Regions from separate parts of the Mus musculus genome. Here all the other regions are linked to region 2. Evidence: chromatin loops called from intact Hi-C (ENCODE). Cell type or tissue: heart. All regions are shown on one strand.

The links. Hi-C counts contacts between places; a loop is a spot of excess contacts. Peaks named below come from ENCODE experiments on the same cell type or tissue, not always from the same donor. Only the 100,000 strongest peaks of a DNase experiment are listed, where the experiment ranks them.
Region 1: it touches region 2 in a loop (7-fold over the local background); 12 of 42 quality-filtered maps call a loop at or near these places.
Region 3: a loop joins it to region 2, with 11 times the contacts of the local background. A loop is called at or near these places in 8 of 42 quality-filtered maps.

The regions. Positions count from the first base shown.
Region 1 is chr3:99,935,270-99,943,269 of GRCm38, reverse strand. It overlaps Spag17 (sperm associated antigen 17), which reads right to left. Exons shown (of 49, transcript NM_028892.4): 2 at 3,884-4,024; 3 at 3,202-3,288. Among named protein-coding and RNA genes, the nearest start is that of Spag17, 54 kb to the right of the region's middle. In heart, CTCF peaks have their summits at 4,179 (motif pointing right) and 6,914 (motif pointing right); no DNase peak of the experiment used is centred here; H3K27me3 peaks cover 703 bases.
Region 2 is chr3:98,890,773-98,898,772 of GRCm38, reverse strand. Hao2 (hydroxyacid oxidase 2) reads left to right here and starts at 5,543. Exons shown (of 9, transcript NM_019545.4): 1 at 5,543-5,620. Gm31880 (a long non-coding RNA gene) reads left to right here. Exons shown (of 3, transcript XR_375888.2): 3 at 894-947. In heart, a CTCF peak has its summit at 3,339 (motif pointing left); no DNase peak of the experiment used is centred here; H3K27ac peaks cover 416 bases.
Region 3 is chr3:98,971,025-98,979,024 of GRCm38, reverse strand. No RefSeq gene overlaps it. Among named protein-coding and RNA genes, the nearest start is that of Gm31880, 43 kb to the right of the region's middle. In heart, a CTCF peak has its summit at 3,054 (motif pointing right); no DNase peak of the experiment used is centred here.

The DNA.
Region 1 (8,000 bases), 1.0 Mb before region 2:
ACCATGGACATCCCTGCTTCCCTTGGCAGCCAGATGAGGACATTAATTCCCTGGAAGTACAGTTACACAAGGTTGTGAGCAGCTGTGTGGGTGCTGAGAATTGAACTCAGCTCCTCTCAAAGACCTGTTGGTGCTCTTAACTGCTGAGCCATCACCCAAGACCTTAAAAAGTGCTTTCTTGCAGATCTCCATCTTCACAGGTTTAGAGTGTCACATCCAGGATTTATCCTTTCCTAGCTAGTGTTTATTGTATTGTGGAGCTACAAGTTTAGTGCCTATTCATTGGGACCTATCCCACATTCACTGAGACTTTTCTCATACTCATTGAGATTTCCCTCACGCTCACAGAGACCACTCTAGTTCCCGTAGCTCTGTTTTATCTGCTCTTTCCCTAAAATTCCCTTTTCTACGTTTGAACGTCAGGACATACCCTCCCACATTAGTCAGCATTGAGGCAAATGAAAGGGTCCATGATAAAATAGGAAAACTTGAAGCTGTGTATTTACCTGTGGCACAATCTAAGGTATTTCAGCTTCTAACTCTAGATCTTCTAGTTACAAGACTTCCTAACACAGGTTCCCCATGTATGAAATGGGTAGTTTTTATATTTCCTTTTAGATTGGGATGTGAGGTAACTTTTCTTCTTGTTTTGTTTTGTTCTTATACAGATCAAAATGTCCACGACCCCTTCTCTTTCTCTGCAGGTGCCAGTTGTCTCTTCAGAACTTCTCTGGCTCCTCTCCCACACCTTAGCTAATGCTAATCTCTTCTCCCATGCCCTAACTAATGCTAAACTCTTTTTCCTTTAGCTCTCTGGACACTCCCCTGTCTCTTCCGGACCCCACTGATTATTTCCTGCCCCTGTTATCTATTCTTTTAATGAGTGTCTGATGAATACCCACTGCACGCTAGCCTAGTTTTATATGTTTACTGTTTATTTTGTCTATAATCCTAATGCTTCTTAAGCTCCAAGAATATCCACATTTCTGTCCCCTCGTGCACTGTCCAGATAATGGTTGTACAATGCCAGTATTTGGCCAAACTTAACAGTGTATAAACCCACTTTCATGTGCATCCATATCCTTAAATAGCTCCGGGTATGGGGATGCTGCTATGCTCAGGACAAACGATCATCTCCATCCTCAGTAGTGGGTGGTGAGAACAATAACCGCTCTAGCACTCCCGAGACTATACATGATGGAGACTATTCTCTTCACATTCCTGGATGAATGCCTGGAGTGGTACTTGGGGATCAGGACATGGTTTTCAAAGCAAGAAGGTGAATGGACAGAGGAATTGCAGGGATACCTCTGGCGGAGAAAACTAAGTAGGCTTTCAAAGGACTATGGCTTATAAATAAAGATAGCCATGTATACAATATCATGGCTAGATGAAATTCCAACATTTCAGGGGAAATTGCACAATTTTAAATGAGTCTGTGTGTATATAACACCAAACCATTCAAATGAAACCTTGAGCGAATCACTCAGGAATGTGGGCTTTGCTAGGACAGACATGGCGAGTCTCCACTGGAAATATGTAATATGGTTCTGACCTGATCTACTGCTCATGGATAAACATCACTGTAATGGGGTCTTGTTTTAACTGTGGCTACTAACCAAACACAAGCTAACAAACTAGGGAGTCACACAGGTTAACTCTGTTTAAAGCAAGAAAGAGGAGACTCTGGTTTAAAGTCAAGGAGAATCTCCTACAAGTAGAAATGAATATGTAACTACATTTATTGTCTTCATGATAATTTTAAGCTCTTCATCCAAAATGGAGAGCTAGAAGAAAACAAGGCTCACGAACTCCCCCGAGGCCAAGTTACTTTACTATACTCTCACTTTTCCCAATGGCCAAGTTTCCTTGGAATAGGAAATGCAAGACTTCCTAATTACGTCTACGGAGCTTGTCTGTAGAGATTTCCTATTTGCTACATACCTTGCATGCAGAAAAGGACTCAAGAGCAGGCTGTCCGCTTGGCTCAAATGTCCAGAGGCTCCAGAGGACTCTTGCTTCTGAGCCTCTTCTATGGCAACTTACATTTCCTGGCCCCCCAAACCCCCAGGCACTGATCAAGTCTTTTCAGTTGTGAGATGAGAAATGCAAATGTATCTCTCTCCAGATGTGACCTGTCCTGGGCCAGTGCTGACCAGGAGCCTGTGCTTGCTTTATGCTCTTTGTCATTCTTCTTCCAGTGATTGATGGTAATGAATTTCTGGTGCCTCTAAGGCCCGATCTCTGTGGTGCTCCACCCTGCTTTTTTTTTTTCCTTCTGGAACCATTCAGAAAACCAAGTGTGGGAGGCTTCTTGCCCAAATGCTCCAGTGGAAGAATGTGGGGGAGCCAGATGTGAGAGGGACCTCCCCTGAGTGAAGAATATGCAACCAAGAGCCCTAGCACATGTTGAAGAAGGATGGCTTTCTAAACAAACCCTGGATTTGTAGCATTGTGCTATCCCACATCCAAGTCAAAATGCCTGTCCAGATTAAACGTCAAAACTGCCCTGTTATCATCTCTGTGTTTTACTGGGTATCTTTGAAGAAGAAAGAATCCTTTGGGGGGTCTAATTGATCCCAGGCCTGATACTTGGACATGGATTTCCTTGACCACTTCAGAAGGGGAAAAAAAAAAAAAACAACCCACTATTTTAAATCCAGGTATCACATAATGTTTCAACTGGTGAGCACACATTCAGAACATTGCAAGGAATGATGGGAGGTGTGGAATTTGACTGCTAGCAGAGTTAGTTTGCCAAAACATAGAGAGCGGTGTGTCAAGGATTAATGCCAAGACATTTGCAGTATTCTCAACTACCAACAACTACACTGAAACTTGGTCAGACTACGCTCTTTCTTTCCTCTTTCTATCAAGGAGATAACACTAATAATGCCTCTCTTTAATACCATCACATATTCAGTACTTATCCCAGGAAAGTACAACCTAGTGTTTTGGTAAGTACCCATGATTCATGCTTTTCAATTGGGAAGAAGGATAGTGTAAATAATCTAGGTAGGTCTATTCTTAAAGGTATAGTTGTGGAGTGTGTATGTGTCTGTGTATATGAGGAACAAACAATCAATGGATAGTGGAAATTTACTTTTAAAAATTGAATTAAAATTTTCTAAAGTGTCATATGGACTTCAGTTTCCATGGCTGAACGTTACAAAAGTCTCTTTGACAGACTCAGTTACTCACCTCGTAATGTAACGGTAAATTGACAGATGTGGGCTTTTTCCCCTTTTTAGCTGAAGCACTTTCAGCAAGTGACTGTATTTCATCCATCTGCAAAAACGTTGAGTTAACTTGTAATGAATGAAAGATTAAAGGGACACACAGATCTGTGAAACTTTCTAATACATTAGTGAATTAGTGAATTAAATTAAGCCACTAGGGAACTTAGCAAGACAGTAGATGTAGTATTTATAACCTCTCTCGTCAGGGTGCTGGTACTCGCACATGTTTGTGCCACCTGACAGCTCTTCTCCACTATCTGCATTGCCCTCTGACTTGAGCCAGCTTGGATTTTCTATAGATATCGTTTTTTCAATTAGTCATGTGCCTTATTTAGCCTACTCTTTCATTATTATCTAACTCCGTACTAAATAATTCCTCAGAGACCTTTGCCTGGTGCCTGGACTGTTTACAGAAATCTTTGTCAATGGGATGAAGTTCCAATGGACTGCATTGATGAGAAGGTTAGCCCTTCCAAATGCAACATTTTACATTGGGTTTGCGCACTTAAAGTAACCCATCACAAATAACCAAGTAGTCCAGGACTACTTTGTTCACTGTTGCCTATTCTAACATTTCAATCCACAAATATAAGGAAGGATGGATGACTTTGGATGTCCCGAGGCAGAAAGGGACAGACAGGTACCTGCTGCAGAATGTCTTCCCATGACACAATACTGAAGAGTTTCCGCTGAGGGAGTCGAACAGCCAGGTCAAGGGCATGAATGAGAAGATCATCCTCAACTCGGTTCCCAACCACGAAGGCGATGGAGGCCTTCCAATCATTCTGTTACAAGAGCAGACAGAGGTAGCGGCTAAGTGGTCTTCACTGGGTAGCTTTGTGTCAAAGGCACTGAACTGAAAACCAGGATATGTTTCCTATTTTACTCAAAGGCAGAACTGACCTTGGACTACATGAGAGATTTATCAAAGCAGCCACAAGGCGGCAGAATTGTGCCAAATTTCATGCAACTTGACTGCAACCAGTTTTCTTAAGAAACCGGGAAATACCGGTTCTGAAGGTTTACATCCCAGTAAAATGCTGCCCCTCCCCCCAAGTTTGCATTTGCAATCAATATATGATTCATATGCCACAAATGTATATTAAAAATAAGTCTCAAAACAGTAACTAGCCATTGTTTCATTTCCTGATCCTCTCTTTAGACAGCTACTCTAGTGTTACATTTATAAGAAATTCAAAGAGTAATTGGTAAATGTTGGGTAAGACTGAGCGAGTTGCTAGTGAGAACCAGCAAACATCTTCTCCTACTACTGTAACACAAGTGAGACTGCTAATTCACAGAAGGATTCTTCCCACATCTGGGAAGATGGGTAAAATATTATTCTTGAACATGGAATTTTGTCTCACACAATTTAAAGAAACAAGTAACTGAGGGCAAGGATCTCATCCAGTGGTTGATTCTTTTATCTCCGTCTCTTATAATTTCTACTGGAGAAGGTAAATCCCTGGAAGATGGAGGAGGGGCTTTGTGCATTTACTCCTATCCCTCTCCACCTCCTGGTGTTTGCAAGAAGGCGGGTTTCTGTTTCTGAACAGAAACAGTCTCAAGGGGGAGGTAGCACCCATAACAAAGACACCATGGAAAGAAAGATGAAAATAAGGAAAGGCACCCGAGCCACATGACCCCACCAGGCCTCAATGACCTCCTGTGCAAAATAAGATAGCTGGGCATAGCAATATCTAAGCTATTTGCTAGCTCACTGGTTCTCAACCTGTGGGGCGCAACCCCTTGTGGGGTCAAATGACACTTTCCCAGGGGTTACCCAAGACCATCAGAAAACACAGATATTTACATTCCAAGTCATAAGAGTAGCAAAATTACAGTTATGAAGGAGCAACGAAAGTAATTTTATGGTTGGGGTCACCACAGCATGAGGAAGTGTATTAAAGGGTCATAGCATTTAGGAGGAGGAATTAGGAATTAGGAAGGTTGAGAACTGCTAGCTGGAGCTACCGCTAGAGGCCTGACATCAATGGAGTAAATCCTACTTTGGGCAGCTGCCAAAAGACCTGAAGTCTTCATGAAGTTTTGTTGTTGTTGTTGTTGTTGTTGTTGTTGTTGTTGTTGTGTAATTTTGTGAGGCTCTTTTGTACTTTGCTTTGCTCATAATCAGGCGGGTGTCAGAGCAGAATCCAGGTGAGAGGAGGGGCACAGGGTCCATTCTTCCTTGCCATCAAATAGGAGCTGTCTACAGTGTTGCTGCCTGCAGTGTTGCTGTCTACAGTGTTGCTGTCTGCAGTGTTGCTGTCTGCAGTGCTGCTGTCTGCAGTGTTGCTATCTGCAGTGTTTCTCCATGGAAACTTACTATATAACAAGATCCACCCAGTGTTCAGTGTTATTGGGAGGACATAACCACACATGGAAATAGAAAACTGTATGCTTTCCTTATGTGCTAAGTTTGCATGCATGGAGGTAGGCATGCCTTTGTTTTAAACTCTGGTATTAAGTTTAAAACAATCTTTTTGGATGAAAAATTATATATATAACAAATTGTTTAGAAAAGGATTCTATTGCCACAAACTGACCCTCTTTGCACTGGGTACCGCTTTTACCCCTCCCATTATAGCTGCATCTATAGAGAGAGCTGAAGGAGGAAAGTCTCTTCCGTTCTCATGGAAAAGTATTCATTGCTCATGGTAGGCGGTGTGTTAAAGTTTCAGCAATAAAAACTGCTCCCACTGCCCCCTTCTCCCTGCACGTTTCTTTGCCAATCCTTGAAATCTAATGGTGACAAAGGTTTGTCTCTCAGCTCTTTTAAAGGCAATTCCAGAAGAGGGTGCTGTAGCCTACCTACCCATTAGAATCCAGTGTCAAAGGCAGATGTTGACCATTCCAGACAAGAAGAAAGAGGGGTTGCGGAGGAAGGAACTAACAGTTACTGTGGATCTTCCATGTGCCAGGCACATGTTACCCTGCACCCTAAGTGACTCCGTGAAATAGGCACACTGCTATACTTTAGATGGAAAGGCAGGCCCAGAAGGTCAACACCTTGATTAAGATAATTTTGGCAGAAAACCATCTCACGATTATACTGAAAGCTGACAAACCTGATTGTTTCAGGACAGTTCTGAGAGCAAGTCACTAGAGTCAGAGTGATATTAACAATATGTTACTAATTGATGAAATTTACGATACTTGTAAAAGTATATGGTGCCTTCAGAAATGACTTATATTCAACCCTTAAAACACTGTAAATCACACTTTTTAAAATGGTATCTTACAGAGGGTGAGAGGTGAAGGCAATCCTCCACATTTCCCTCTTCAGAAGTTCAGTGCTCTGGGCTTTAAAAACAAACAAGTTCTTTCTTTATTTTCTTCAATCCATGGTCCTCCTAATTGCTGAATCTTGAGGTGTCCCTGATGTCACACTGAGAGAGTTCATTTAAGCTAGAGCAGAGACACTCTCCCCATTTGAGAGGGTCTAAGAAGTCTACCCATGGCCCCGTTTCCACTCACACACTGGGCCTTAAAAAGCTGCCTCCTCATTGGTTCTGTCCTGTGAAGCAGGATCCATGAAGGATGTTCTTAGAGCTGCAGTTTCAGTCTAATGAGATGGACTGGGCCCCAGGAAACCTGAGATAGAGTGGCCTGAGATGTAGTGACCAAGGCCACCAGGGAAGGCTTGCAGGGAAGGCTGCACAAACTCCTTTCTGCAGCAGGGGGCAGCGGGATGCTAGGAAATGCATGCACACTGCTGGATGAAGGAGGAGTGGAGGACACCTCAATAAAGGAGGCTCTAAACTATACTTCTGGGTCTTTCTGTTAGCATTCCAGGAAAACTGCAGGTTCCAAATCTCTACCAACAACAACTGCTTTAAAAATAGGACATTGTTTTAGAAAAAAAATGGGACACAAACACAATTTGGGAAAATGCTGTTTAAAAAAAAAAACCAAAAAAACCAAAAAACAAAAAACCTCCACTTAAATCCCACTTCCACTTCAGCATACAGTTAAACAGAGTCCTTAGATTTAAGCTCACGAGGAAGTCAGAGAAATATGATATAGTAAGAATGAATACTGACCTTGAGAGAGGGAGATGGCAGTGCCATGTCACAGCCAAGAGGACAGGCTTGTGAGTACGTACGGTAGTGGTACTATTCCTACCTGTAGGTGAGTTGGACAGTTTGGGAAGCTTGAGTGTACTTTACAAGAGCTGAGAATGAAAACTGTCCACTTCAGGAAACACAGTGGCTGTATCTATTCAGTGGTGAGGGAGGGGACTTTGTTTTTTTTTTTTTTTTTTTTTTTTTTTTTTTTTTTTTTGGCTCACTCCAACATCTGACAATGATGGTGGCTCTCTGCTACCTGGAGACATATGTGACACAGATAATGCTGTGTGATTGATAAAGTTGGTCAAAGGTGGAACGAAACCATGTATGGACACAACCCATTACCTTCTATTTGCTGAACCAGTCTTACCTAATTTGAAGCCCGGCAGGAGGGCGTCTCAACCCAAACACTTACATGTAGTCTCTAAGGCAAGAAAGCATTCGGTACATGCAGGGAGGCTTGGCTAGCTCAGAGAGTCTCCAGTCTCACAGACATGGGGTAGATTTAGAACTATTTTTCTTTCATATATTAAAAATTCTCCAAATTTCACTAGGCATTCCATATTCTAATGTGATTATAACAACTCTTTCACTAGCAAGTGGGACACAGCCTTTGGTCAATGGGTCTGTGATTTTTTCCTTCTATTAGCAAGAACAGTCAGCTGATACAAGAAGGACAAAGGAAGGCTGC
Region 2 (8,000 bases):
TGCAGCAAATGGGGAAAGAGCTGGGGAGTAATTCCCAAAGCAATATCGCTGATGAGTTTGAACTTCATTAGCGGTGTTAGCGTGAAATAACAGAAACTAAACAAAAACTGGATTAATTAAACACAACAGAAAATAAAGTGTAGAAAAGACAAGCCCACTCCTTGTTCAACCTGGAAGCATTTAAAGAAATACAGATATTGAGTACAACTTTAACTAAAAAATCCCACTTCTTTCGATGAACAGAAATGGCTCCCACCTGACACGTAGACAAGAACATTTGTATGAAAAGAAACCAAAATCTGTCTTCCTTAACCCATAAAAATTTTATAATTATTCTGTAAATATTAAACAAAACTTCCCTCTGGGGTACTTTCATTTTGATGCTGGCCCACAGTATGGAGACAGACACCAGCCAATTTTCCAACCCTTTAATTGTCAAAGCCAGGATGCAGATTTTTCCCAGTTTTCCAGGTTTCATTGGCCACATGTTCCCTCACTCATTCCCCAACCATCCTCTACTTTTGGACAAAGCTTTCTTCAATTTTCCAGAACGTTTATTGAAGGCACCTGGCTCTGAGATTTCTTTTAATCTCCCAGATCTCTGATTGCTGGCAGTAGCTTCCCAGACTGATAGCTGTCTCCTTTGTACATCTCCAGCAAAAATGCTTCTCTGTGTTCCCAGAACCCTATCCATAGAGTCATCCAACATGACTCACAATCCAGAGAAAATTTTCAACCAAAAGTTCAGAGAGGCCAATAAATTCAATACAAGTTGATAGGAATGCAATCTTGCACCAAGAAGACACTTCTATGTACTCATGGCTTGTTTCTGTCAACAGAGTAAAGTTAACTCAGGACAAAATGCCATTGCCCACTGATTCTCTTGTTGACAGGTAAAGTAGCCACAAGCCTTCAAGGAAGAAGTCCCACTTGGGTGGCCAACTTTGTAACTGAAATAGATTTGCCTCTTGGTAAGTACAAAGTCAGTAAGTTCAGCAAGGCTGTAGCATAGGTGTCAAACCTCGGAGTATCTGCCTGGTTGCCAACAGTACTAGCTCTAATTTCAGGAGCATTTTCTGCCACTAAGCACAGTGTTCTCTACACAACACCTCACTGCAGACATTTGAGACCTTCTGTTATGTACAAGATTTCCGGTATGAGGTGGTGGTACAAAGTATGTTGTTGCTTCTCAATAAAAGAAACTTTTCTCATACTCTAGACAATGGCTCCTGCCACTTAATTTGCATTTAGTTGAGTTTGATCCTCAGTGATCATAAATCTTTTGATAAAGACAAACTATCTCTCATATGTCAATGGCTTTCATACCAATAGGTTTTTGGTAGTGGATCCACAATACCTTGCTGTGGGCACCCACACTCATGACTGGAATCTTGATGTCCTGTTCTGTCCCTAGAATCCAACTATTTCCACGATCCAAGGAAGACTCAATCCCATGTTCAGGCACTCCATTTGTTTCCAGTCTGATCTGATCTAGGTAGTGAATTCAGCAGCTGGTGAACACTTTTCACTCCATAAAATAAGGACAGATGGTGTAATCTATTTGTCTTGTACCCAAGATCCCCAAAAGTCCCTCTTTAGGCTTTTTCCCCATATGTCTTTGTAACTATGCCATGGCTTTGGCCCTACTAATAACATAGCCACTGCTGGAGGTTCATAGCTTATAATGGGATCAGAAATATGCAAACTTCTCTTAATGTGACTTAGCCCTATCAGTGAATGATTTCAGTAACTGAAGGGTGATACTACCTTCAAATATCAAGGGTCATTTTCAGCCTAATAGTCTTAAGTCAAGCATAACTGAGTCTAAGGTTCACCCTGACTTGCAGGGCCATCTCAAGTGAGATATAACATAGAACCAGAGGAGAAGAATTCAATTGCTCAGGACTCTGGCATTTGATGGAGGCCAACTGCCACCTGCTTTCTGGCTGGATGATGACTACTTAGGATGGCATCTCATTCTTATCACCCAAATTAAGTAGGCACATTCCTCAACAGGTAATAATGGCCACTCAAGAAAGATAAGTACCACCTCCCAGTTGCATCCCGAGTATTCTTAAAATCCTACTGGTGATGCTCAGGAGTACCCAGATGAGTTCAAGACTGGTCTATCTCACTATGAACCAATTCCCTAGAATGCAGAGATGCTGTCAAACTTCTACCTCAACTGGTTCTCTCTGTGACCTAATATCTATCTATTGATATTAACTCCTTTAAGTGAGGGTGCTTATATAAAATGTTCCATCTATGAAGAGAGCTCTTCCTTAGCTCAGTTCAAAGACCCAGTTCAAAAAGGATCTAGGATGCTATCTATATAGCTCAAATTTGAGTCTCCTGTGAGATCTTTCTCTTCTCTACTACTAGCGCTTACGTACATCAGCTCGTTGCTTCTTGTGCTGGTTAGATTTTTTCCAACTGGACACAAGCTAGAGTCATTTTGGAAGAAAGAACTTCAGTTGAGAAAATGTATCCATCATGCTGGTTTCTAGACAAGACTCTGGGCATTTTCTTGATTAATGATTGAGGCAGGAGGGTCTGACATACTGGTAGCAATGTCACCCCAGGACTGGTGGTCCTGTGCTATGTTAAAAAAAAAAATCAGTCTGAACAAGTCACAAGGAACAAGCCAGTAAGCAGCATTCCTTTGTGGCTTCTGCTTCAGTTCTTGCCTCCAGGTTCTTTCCTTAGCTTCCCTCAATAATAGAGGGAATAATAATAATAACTTGGTAAGGTAGAATAAACACTTTCCTCCCCACAGCCAACAGAAAACAAACTAGGACATTTCTCATCATAGTTTGAGAGATGGTGTGAAGAAATGGGACACAAAAGGATTCAAGTAATGTCAGAGGTTAATAAGTATGGCAGTGGTGGTGCATGACTTTAATTTCAGCACTCAGGAGGCAGAGGAAGGTAGGTCTCTGAGTTTGGGGCCAGCCTGTTATAGAGTGAGTTCTAGGACAGTCTCAAATAATTGTCTCGTTTATTATTTGAAACCCTGTCTCAAATAATACATTCACACACACACACACACACACACACACACACACACACACACACACACACGGTAACATAAATTGAAACTAAACCTTCATCTTCCCATGATCTGCTATGTGGAACACAGAGATTTGCTTCAAGATGTAATGGAAAATGTCAATCAAAATACTATATGCTGTCCAAGTGATGTCAGAGTTGACCACAGGTATGCCCCAGGGCTGAATACAAAGGGTTTAACTGCCGCGGAAAAGGAATTTCCAGATTAACTGAAGGCGGTTTTGAAAGCATGTTTGAGATAGCATTGCCATCTAGTGGCCAGAAAACTATCATTTCTACCGACTCCAAACAGAGTAGGGAAAGTTTGGGCAACAGACTTTTAAACTAACACTGCAGATTGTAGAAGAGGATCAGGTCTCGTTCCCATGACCATTATATGACCTTGAAGTTCTACTGTGGCAGTATGTGGCGTCTTCCCATCCTCATGGCCGAAACAACCCACAAGGGCAGTGGCGTCGAACCGGGAGTTCAGATTCCCTGTGAGTACACATGGTGAGTAAACCACACCAGGACCAGGCAGGCAGTAGGCAGAGCAACTTTACTTATGGTGATTCAAAGCTTACAAAAGTTTGGGGGTCTGAGGGCAGGGACATCCAGGATGGGCAAAGGTCATTGGCTGGAGACCTTAGGGTACCTGGAATGCTTCATTAGCCTGGGGAAGCATTTCAGGAAAATCTCAGGTGCTGGGTGAACAGGTTTTGTCAAGAGAAAGGATCTTATAAACTAGTTGAGGTTATGTGACATTTTTCAAGTAGAGGTGAGTGTGTGTGTGTGTGGGGGGCTTAGAATTCCCCAGACAAGGTCAGAGAAGGAGAAACTCTGCTAATGGAGGGAGTCCTCCATTCGTGCTGAGCCCCAGAAGGCCATCCAGTTAATGGTAGACTTCCACCGTAATTAGCAGTTTTCCCACAGCAGTGTTCAGGTCAAGTAGGGTTTAGATCTTAACTGTACTTATTAGTGTTTGTATTCATCATATTTTTTTTCATCACTATGAGAAAGTGTTCCAGAAATGCAACTTAAAGAAGGGAGGGTTTATTCGTGCTCCCTGTTAAAAGGGAGCCGGGAGAGTCCATTATAGCGGTAACAGAGGGTAGGTGATCACATGATATCCATAGTCAGGAAGCAAAATGGTGGCTGCTCCTGCTCCCCAATTTTTCTTTTGTTTTGTTTTGCTTGTTCAGTCTGGTTTTATTCTGTTTTTGCTTTGCTTTGCTTTGCTTTGCTTTGCTTTGCTTTGCTTTGCTTTGCTTTGCTTTGCTTTGCTTTGCTTTGTTTGAACAGGGCTTTATGCTGTAGTTCATGAGGTCCTCAATCTCACTAAGTAGTTCAGGCTAGCCTTGAACTTTTGAAAATTCTGATGCCTTGGCCATTGGAATGCCTAGATTGCAAGCATGAGCCACTATATCAACTTGCTTTCTTTTTTATTAAGTCTGGGGTAACAGCCTGTGGGATGGTGCCCCACAACTTCCTGATGAGATCTGTTCAGCTCACTCAAACTCTAGAAATGCCCATACCCGTACACACTCAGAGGAGCACTGCCTAAGTGACCCCAAATCCCATCAAGCTGACAGTCAAGATTAACCCTCACACTGGTCATGGCTTTGAGCAGGTTAGCTTACCACATTCATTGTTCTGAAAAATGAGGGAAACATCTATCCATGTATCTCATGAGGCAATCAAAATATTTAATGGGATGTTTGTGGTGTATTGTAACCAATTAAAACGTCACATGCTGTTGCAATACAGAAACACCTGATAACAGCTGGTCTCTAAGAAGACAAGGGAGATTTGGGAAATTAATAAATTAGTCAGCTTGAATGAACTCTACAAGACTGTCTTGAGGAAATCAGTTCTCTCTCTCTCTCTTTCTCTCTCTCTCTCTCTCTCTCTCTCTCTCTCACACACACACACACACACACACACACACACATATACACACACACACAGTTCCATTTTGTTCTACAAGCTATCATCCTACTTTACTGAATCATGTTATCGTCAGAGACATTAATGTTTGCCTCCTGCATTAATTTGGTTGTCTAGTTCAGTATGTAGAGCTCCACAGTATTCTTATGCAGCCCTGTCCTGAGTCCCCACTATTTTCCTGCCCATGGCTTGGAAGCTATTATCTGCTCTACCCAGTTACCACACCCCAGGCAAATGTTCCTTTTCCCATTGCAGTATATTTTTTAACTCTCTACCTGAAATCACTTATATCCTACCATTAACCATAACTTCCCTTATGGAAAGTTAATAAGCAACTACTTTATTATTTAGAACTTTACTCTTATAACACAATTTCAGGATTTTCATACCTTGTAAAGATCTAGTTTTGGCAGCAAATATTGCAAAGCCATTCAAGTTTATGTCAAGGTTAACTTTAATCTGAACTGGTTATTTATTACTTCCTTGATAACTTTTTAACCAAAAGGTTAATGTTTATCCTTAAATATATTTTACTTCAGAGCCGAACGGTGGGCCTCTGTAGCAGGCTTTGCATGGCTACCTCTACATACTGCTATTGCTGGCTATTGGAAGACCTTAGTGTCAGGTTTGTCTTGGGGTATTTTCTATATGCTTGGAACTTGAGGAGAAGATGAAATAGTGGGTGAGATTTAGGGGAGTCATAGTGAGAGCTTGGCAAAGAAGGTTACATGGAGATAGGTGGCAGGGGTGGGCACATTTAAGCATTACCCAAGAAAGCTGTAGTATCAAAGAGTCTGCTGGCATAAAAAGTTCAGTCCAGGGAATTTAAACCTGGAGATAGCCGAATGTGTATGCATCCTTAGGGAAAACATTAGTCAAAATATGTTCTTTTAAAAGGTCCCTTCCCTTAAATGTGCTCATTACATGGAACATTGGCCATAAAAAGAATGTTGTGACAGGTCTACTTCTTATAAGTGAAGTAGTTAATATTTTTCAAAAAAGAGAATTTGTATCATTTATTTGGAGATACTCTGTTCTTTGGAAGCAGTTGTGAGTTCCCTTCAGTAGAAGGGCTTCTTGGGGTTGTGATCAGTTCCCACAGAAATCTGGGAAGGACTGAGAAGAAGATGAACCAAGACAGGGTGGTACTGTCATATAGATAGCCAATACTTGAGTGGAATAGATGGACCAGGAAACAGAATGAAAGGAGAAGGACCTTTCATGTTCTTCTACAACCTCCCAGAATGCACATCTCCTAAAGCCTTTACTGGGAACCACTCCGTCATTCTCAGTTTTACAGAATCCTTTAGTTCTTACAAGAACCCTGGGCTCGATAGTGATGTTGTGATTTTATAACTTAGTAGCAACTGGAACTTGTACAAATGATAACTGGGAATCATCTGAGGTCCCCTTTGAGAAGCAATGGGAACCATTTTTTCCATATTTCCAGTAGTTCTCCCTAGGAAAACACTCATGTTTAACTCTAAATTATACCAATAAACTGAGAATGAAATACTGAATCCCGTCTTCCAACTTTTACTGTATTTTAAAAGCTGAGCCTGAAAAACTTGCTTTTCACTTAACCTTCAGTATTTAGGGCAGTGCCTAGATATCATGTTAAAGCTAGTCACTGTTGTAAAATACACCCTAAAACATCAGTGGATTAACATAAAAATGTATATGTACAAATACATATTTGCTCATTTGTTCATATTTGTTTAAAATCATCTGGCCTATAAGGCTGCCCCTTTCCAAGTAGAGATTTGGAAATCCAAGCTGCCTTTATTTCATAGATATGGATTTTGGAAGATGAACTACCATGGCAGAACCACACTCAACCAGTTGGGCAGATTAGCCATATAAACCCATCTGTCTTTAAAAACTGGGAAATGTAAGTACACTGTAGCTGTCTTCAGACACACCAGTAGAGGGTGTCAGATGTCATTACAGATGGTTGTAAGCCACCATGTGGTTGCTGGGATTTGAACTCAGGACCTTCATAAGAACAGTCAGTGCTCTTAACCGCTGAGCCATCTTGCCAGCCCCAAAGGTTCATTTATTATATTTCTATGAGTAAACTGTAGCTGTCTTTGTTGTGAGCCACATGTGGTTGCTGGGAATTGAACTCAGGACCTTTGAAAGAGCCGTCAGTGCTCTTAATCGCTGAGCCATCTCTCCAGGATATAAGATACAATTTCCTAAACACATGAAACTCAAGAAAAATGAAGACTGAAGTGTGGACACTATGCCCCTCCTTAGAAGTGGGAACAAAACACCCATGGAAGGAGTTACAGAAACAAAGTTTGGAGCTGAGATGAAAGGATGGACCATGTAGAGACTGCCATATCCAGGGATCCACCCCATAATCAGCATCCAAACGCTGACACCATTGCATATACTAGCAAGATTTTATCGAAAGGACCCAGATGTAGCTGTCTCTTGTGAGACTATGCCGGGGCCTAGCAAACACAGAAGTGGATGCTCACAGTCAGCTAATGGATGGATCACAGGGCTCCCAATGGAGGAGCTAGAGAAAGTATCCAAGGAGCTAAAGGGATCTTCAACCCTATAGGTGGAACAACATTATGAACTAACCAGTACCCCTGAGCTCTTGACTCTAGCTGCATATGTATCAAAAGATGGCCTAGTCGGCCATCACTGGAAAGAGAGGCCCATTGGACACGCAGACTTTGTGTGCCCCGGTACAGGGGAACGCCAGGGCCAAAGGGGGGGAGTGGGTGGGTAGGGGAGTGGGGGTGGGTGGGTAAGGGGGACTTTTGGTATAGCATTGGAAATGTAAATGAGCTAAATACCTAATAAAAAATGGAAAAAAAAAACTGGGAAATGTTAATAGTCTAGGGGATCAGGAAGTTATACAGCTATAGTAGTGGAATATTTGTGCATGCATAATGGGACACCCTGGGCATGAACATGAGATCTAAAAACCTGATTCACTTGTACTTCACTCATATTCTGAAGGTCATTGCATGCATTGCATTCTGATT
Region 3 (8,000 bases), 80 kb before region 2:
ATTATTAAGGGAAATGAAGACATCCCAAGACAAGCACACATTAAAGAACCCCATGACCACCAAGAGAGTGTTGCAGAATATATACCTCATGGAATCTTAAACATGGGGGATGAAGAAAGGAAGTCTCCATCATAAAAGCACAGGAAGAGAACAAATGTCACAAGAGGAATAGGTTAAAGATGTATAAAGAACAAACATATCATGTTCAACACAGTAATCCAGCCAATCCCCAACATAAATAAGGATAGAAGAAAAGAACAAACAAAACTCCAAGCAGCTAGAGAAATAGCCAACAGAATTTGAGGAATCAGCAAACCTCCTAGAGTAACAACTTTAAGTATAAATAATTTTCCAACAAAAAAGCAAAGAGTATTTGACTGGGTTAAAAACAAGGCTCAACTATAAGTTGTTTCCAAGGAATATAGCTCACTGGAAAAGATACTCACTGACCAAAAGAGGGATAATGGAAGTGGAAACAGGACAGCTTGGTTGTTCTTACACCTATAAAGTAGGTTTCAAGCCAGAAATATCCACAGGAGAGCTAGAAGGCTGATACATGTAGAGATCAGATGACAACTCTGTGAACTCCTTCTACCTTTGTGCTGGTTCCAGGAACTGAACTCAGGAAATTAGGCTTGTGTAGCAAGTGCCTTTACCTGCTGAGACATCTCACCAGCCTCCATTCTCTATTTTAAATGACAACAAGGAGATATAACTAAGGTAAATATATGAAGACTAAACATCAGCACTCTCCATTTCAATAAACAAAGACTAATGGAAACAAGAGGATATGCTGATAGAATGGTGGGTGACCTAAATATGTGACTGTCATCAAGATCTTGGCCATACTGATGAACATTCAACAGACATTTTAGAGGGAATATGCATGTTAAGTTAAAGAAAAGGGACTTGTCACATAGTTACAGTTTATTCCATTCAACATCCGTGGACCACACATTCCTCTGAATGGTCATGAAACTTTCTCTAAAATAGGCTATACAGCAAGAGTTAAAATTATTTAAATGTATTACTTTTTAGTTATTTTTAATTTTGTGTATTGTGTGCCAGTGTGTGTGTGTGTGTGTGTGTGTGTGTGTGTGTGTGTGTGTGTGCTGGTGTCTGTGGAGTCAGGAGGCTTTGATCCCTCTTGCAGCTTGAGTCACAGTTGGCTAACCACCTGATGTAGACTCTGGGAACTGAACTTGGGTCCACCGGAAAAGGAATGTGCACCGTTAACAGCTGAACCATTTCTACAGGTCCAGTAAGTCTTAAAAAGAAATCCTCAAAATAACATCCTGTATCTCATCAGACTATAGTGGAGTAAAATTGAAAATCAAAAGTAAAAGAAACTATAGAACTATGTATCTATGTGGAGATGGAATGATATAGTCTTAATGTGTCATTGAAGAAACCAGAGAAAAAATTTAAAAATTCATAGAATGCAATGAAAATGAAAGTACAGCTTATCAGAATATTTGGGGTACAGCAACATTAGTTTGAAGAGGGAGATTTATTAATGCATATATTTAAAATCAGAGAGACATAAAACTCATAGTTTAACAATCTACCCTATTCTTAGAAAATACAAACACACTAAAGGACAAAGCATTAGTTGGTGAAAAGTGATAAAGGTCAGGGCAGGAATTAATGGAAAAAGATTAAAGAACAAAATATGGCTTCAGACACAAAGTTGCTTAATTAAAAAGACACATAGTATCTGAGAGGATGCGAGTCTGGTGTTTAGGAGGTAATGGGTTCAGGAGGGTAAAGCCCTTACGGATGGGATCACTGCTTGACAAAGGCTAAGTTGCTAAGATAGGAAAGATTTATTTCTATTTCACAGTTTAAGGGTGCAATCTCCAGTGCTGGAAAAGGCGGGCAGGCACATGGAACAGAGGATCACATTTCGTCTGCAGTCTGGAAACAAGGAGGTAACAGTGAACATAGTTTTATTCAGTCTGAGGCCTTAGGCCATAAGACAGCACTGCATATATTTAAGGTGGATTTTCCCTTTTCAAAAAACAAAACACAAAAAAACTAAAAAACAAAAACAAAACAAAAACAAACAAACAAAAAACCCTTTCTAGAAATAGAAACAGAGGTTTGTCTTAATGGTGGTACTAAACCCAATCAAGGTGACAGTTAAGATTGACCAGCACAATGTGGCTGTAAGAAAAGACACAAAGGGTGACACCCCCCACAAACATGTCAGAATTCAGCAAGGATGCAGTTTTCTGAAAACTAGGAAATGCCTTCACCAGCTAGGGGAGCTTTCCCAGTCCATAGAACTGTGGGAAATCAACATTTGTTGTTGTTGAAGTCACAAAGCCCATGGGTACTTGCTTTCAGTCTTATCTCTAAGAACACCTTAAAAGAATGAGACAGAAATACAAAATGTCACTTCTAGAATGGCTCAGTCATTTTCTCCATGTGTAAAGTAGAAACGAGGCTGGAAACTTTTAGCGTGAACCCCCGGGGGCTTGTGGGTGAAGGATTCCCTCCTTTGAAAGGACAGACAGAGCTTCAATGTGACCACCAGAAGATGTGTATTATGGTTCTAGCAGACAATCAATGAACGTTACTAAAAAAAAATGAGAGGAAATGGAAAAAGATTAGAGTCTTTCATATTATTTTTGACAGCACAACTGTTTTCCACACAAAAATTTTAGGTGGAGACCTAGCACATGGAAGAGAAACGTTAGCATCAGCAGACTGTTACGGAGGATGAGGAGAGGAGGAGAAATGGATTCCTGACCTCTCAGTCTCTGTAGTCAGCCACAAAATATCTCTGGGAAACCTCCTGGGTTCTGTGGTGTCCGGTTTCAGAAGGTAGAAGGAACCATTTCTAAAGCCCCTTCCTTGCCAGTGCCAGCTGGGTTAATATGAGCCCCAGAAGGCAAGACTTCTGAAAAGTTCAAAATGGAAAGGTATCATCACTAGGAGAAGTCAGCCAGACCTCAGTCTTCCGAGGAAGTCAAAGAGAAAAGAAACCTGCTCCAACAGTAGGTCATTCATTATAAGCAAAATGTCAATAAGACCACTAGGTGGAGCTAAGACCTCGACAAACAGAGTCAAAGGTCTGAAGGCACAGGCATGCTTGCAGAATTGGGTTCCTTGGTAGGTTAAAAGGAAACATGAGGCTGGATTGTTTAGAATTTGGGGGAAAGTTGAGTTCTTTATGTACTCTAGATATTAATCCTTTGTCGTATGTATAACTAGCAAAGACATATATGACATGAAAATAGAACAGAACTGTCTGGGAAAAGGAAAGGAGGCAGAGTTAGTGGAGGGAGAGCAGTGAACCTGGTCACAGGACACTATACACTTCAGTGCCATGTCTTTCTGGGACCCACCACTATGCACAGTGAATATGTGACAGTAGACATTTTTTACTTCACTAGCAAAAGAAAATGAAGGAGGGATTAGCAGGATGTTGGTTCCTGACTCCCTGAGACCACCTCTCCATTCCACCTAAGCATATCATGAAACATATGAGATGCAGACTTCCTTTTACCTCAACAGTTAAGTTACAGACTCATCTTGACATCCTCATCGGAGGTTTTTGGAGTATCAGATTCTGGTTTATAGGAATGTTATCTCACAGAGGAATGCAAAAGATGTTACCAAGTACCACCACCTCTGAGCCATCAATGATGGACACCCTATGAACACTTGTGGACCAGTTTCCATTTCTGCCTCATGTGTCTGTCCCAGAACCCTTCTATTATACCTACCCAAAGCTTGTACCACTGTGTCATCTCCTTTTTGTTCCTAGCTTGGGTCTGAGGTTGGAGAGAATGAGGCTAATCCTCTTCATGATGGAAACATTTGCAAAAAGCCCATGCGTTTCCTGGGTGTCCAATTTCCTAAACTGAAGCTTCTTCATTTGTCCTCAGTGATCTGAAACAAACTATGATCATTTCATTGTGGAACTAGAATCATCTCCATGACAACCAGCAAATGTGTGGAAACTTACTGAAACTTTTCTTCAGCGAGGCAGTGGCAGGATTATACAGCATCTTAATAATCCCATGCTGCTTTATGTGACCGAAATGCAAGGGACAGGGCAGCAAGGGAAGGGAGGAGAATGAGAAGTGGAAATGAGAGAAGATGAACCCGAGAGCCCTGGGAAGCTCACTGACTCCCCCACCCCTGCCCACCCCGTCATTCATTCATTGTCCACCTGTCTTTCCTTTGAGTCTATCAACATATGTTTTGCTGAGCAATGGGCACAGTACTAATCCAACAAAACAAATAACAGGCTAAATGCATCCTGTCCTTGGCTTTAGGCAGCATATGTTCTAATGAGGAAAAAAGACACTAGTCAATAAAGGCATGTAAACACATAAATATCAAAAAGTTCTGGGAAATAAAAGCATAGATGCCTGTGAAGAAATGTAACAACAGGAAGAGCACAGCAAGCCAGATTCAGAGATAATAACCGCTTCAGTTAATGAAAGGGAGACGATGTGAGCAAGTGACCATACAAAGGGGACTCGAGTGGGAATACATCCCAGACTAAGGGAAAAACATTCATGAGAATCATGAAGTAGAGAAACTGGAAGGATGCTGCTGCACACTGAGGGTGGGGATGAGAGTAAGGGTGGAGAGAGAAGATGGTGAATGGGGGTGGCACAAGGCTAATCCATCTCATCGTTACTCCATGACAACTAGATGCCCCAAATGACCTATTCTGTAAAACTTTTATAGTAGGAGACATGACCCAGGTAAATGATGTTGTGCCTATAGGTTTAATGATTGTATAAGGACACAGGAACGGAAATGTTTAGGAGTGGAGCAGAATTAGCTACTATAAGCTGTTGAATGTTGAGTCTGAATCCTTGTGGTGATAAGTTTGGGCTTCATAGAAGCCAGGGAATTGGAACAGCCACTGGGATCAGGCCTGGGATCTTAGGGAAATGATTTAAGTGACTTGCTCAGGGTTAAAAAGCTGGTCAGTGAAAGAAAGAGTGTGGGAAGCAAGATTCAAACACAGTAGCAGTCTCCTTGTCACCCCTCTCCATTTCTCCCCCATAAAAGCTCTCTTGGGAATATGAAGAGTGAATGATGTCTAACTATGTGCTTCTCAGATGAAGGAAATGAAATGGGCTTCTTAAGAGGAACTAGGGGGTTTCTGGAACTTTAACTCTGAAAGGGGAGTTCTTTAACTCAGCCATTCATTGTCCGCTGTCATGTTTGCAAAGACAAGTGTCGGGGTTGGAGATGTCACTCAGTTGGCAGAGGGTCTGTCTAGATTGTATAAAGTTCTAGTCTTGATCATTAGAACTGCATAAAATTGAGCATAGGTTTGTAATAGCAGTACTTGGAAGATGACATTCAATGTTATCTTTTGCTCTGTATAAGGTTCAGGGGAAGTGTGGGCTTCAGGGGATCCTGACTCCAAAAAAGTGTTAGATTTATGAATTCACTTATGCAAACACCTCTAATGGGCATTTATAACCTCTAAAACTTTCTTTGTGATCATGTTCATGTGTGTTAGCTTATGTCAGTGTATGTGTCATTGTGTATGTGTCTCTGTGTTAAGCGATTGGAGGTTGCACATCAAATTGTATACACTGAGTACATACAGCCTTCCATTGGTTAATTAAACATCAATAAACTATTATAAGAATGATATTCTGTCTAGAAGGAATTCCATCTGCGGTTCACTTGGCATTTTTCAGCCGAGCATCACACAACCCACTGAGGATGTTAGTACCTTGCATGGAGACTTCCAAATTGTCTTAGTGTTATAATTATTCCACCAGAATGAAGGTTATTGCTGCAGCACTGGCTTCTAGGATTTCTGAACAGAGCATCTTGTGGAGTCTGGTAGGAAGAGATCATAGGGGCAAGAGAGGAGAGCGTAACTTTTATCAGAGCAGACGAGGATGTTGAGAATAGGTGAGAGAAGCTGTGCTACCTAACCTCAGTTGTCAACTTCACTACATTTGGAATCAGCTAAGACTGAAACAGCTTGCTATGCCCATGAGGGACTTTTTTTAAATTGGATCATTTGAGATAGAAAGACACACCCTCAAATCGGGGCCACATGTTCTGGTGGCAGCTTTCATAAGAGGACATGGAAGAAAGAAGTTTTGCTTATCCTCGCTCCTGCTGGCAAGCTCATCTATCCCGATGCTGAGGTGTTCCTTCACTGATCTTAGAACCTACTTCCTCAGGATTGCAACGCAGACTAAAGACCAGCAGCTCTAGGATCCTCTGGGACTCCAGCACCAGCTGGAGCTGCTGAGACATCCAGTCTCATGTACTGTAAAGCTACTGGATCCTTGGCCTTTCTGTTAGGAGACAGCCATCTTTGGACTACTCGAGACCACAGCCTGTAAACTATTCTAACAAATATCACACACACACACACACACACACACACACACACTTTCAGTTATGTTCCTTTAAAGAATTCTGATTAATACAGAAGCCAAGCCTAGGGCATTAGGAACTAGGTTCCTTCATATAGCCTCAGCACCAATGTGGGATTCCATGCTGAGTCCTGAGGACAGGGTTACAGACACCATGTGATATCACTGCACCCAAAGCATGGCTTTGGTGTAGCTAAGTTGGCCAGAGACTTTCTGTCCTTCAAGGTGTGCCGCCAGGACTCCCACTAGACTCGAGATAACTAAACACTAAGCCTTCCTTCTGCTAGTTCACAGAGAAAAACAAGGACACATGGCACCATACAGGGCTATGACTCAGGTCTGTATGAACAAGTCTTCTCCTAAAGTCAATCACACAAAGACACCCATTTACAAACACAGTAGTAATGAATATAAAAATTGGATATATATAAACATACACACAAACAAATATATATATATATATACATATATATATATATATACATATATATGTGTATATATATGCTAATGCTTGAAAACCTACCTTTTTAAAATAAAACCACTTGTAAGCTTTAGATTAAGCTTTCAATTATGTAAGTGACCCTTAACATTCCACTTGGGAACTTCTATAATTGTTAAACACTCTCAGCTAAGTAGCTGGATACAAAATTAACTCACAAAAATCAATGACCCTTTTTTACACAAATGACAGATGGACTGAAAAATAAATCAAGAAAACAACACCTTTCACAATAGCCTTAAATAATATAAAATATCTTGGGGTAACTTTAATGAAGGAAGTGAAATACTTACATTATAAAATTTTCAAGTTTTTGAAGAAAGAAATTGAAGAAAATATAAGAGAGTGAAAGACCTCTCCTGCTCATGGATCAGTAGAATTAACATAGTAAAATGACCATACTAACCAAAATAATTTACAGATCCAAAGCAATCCCCATAAAATACAGTTATTTACAACTTTTAAAGCACAATTCTCAACTTCATTTGGAAAAACAAAAATACCCAAGATAGCTAAAACAAACTCAAACAATAAAAGAACAGTTAGAGGTCTCACCATTCCCAATTTTCAAGCTGTACTACAAAGCTATAGCAATAGAAACCATGTGAGATTAACATTAAAACAGACACACTGATCAATGGAATAAAATTGAAGAGGTAGACATAATTCGACACACCTATGGACACCTGATTATCAATTAAAAAATAAAAGCCAGAAATACACAGTGCAAAAAAAGACAGCATCTTTGTCTAATGGTGCTGATCAAACTGAATGTCTGCATGTAGAAGAATGAAAATAGATCCATACTTAGCACCCTGCATAAAACTCAACTCTAAGAGGATCAAAGACCTTAATATAAAACCAGATACTCTGAACCTGATAGAAGAGAAAGTAGGCAATAGCCTTGCATGAATTGTCACAGAAGAACATCTATAGTGCAGGCACTAAGGTCAGCAATTGGTAAATGGGACCTCTTGAAACTGAAAACCTTCTGCAAAGCAAAGGACACCATTAGTTGGATAAAGTGGCAGCTCACAGTATGGAAAAATATTTTTACTAATTCCACATCTAATAGAGAATGAATATCCAAAATATATCCAGAACTCAAGAAGCTGGGTATC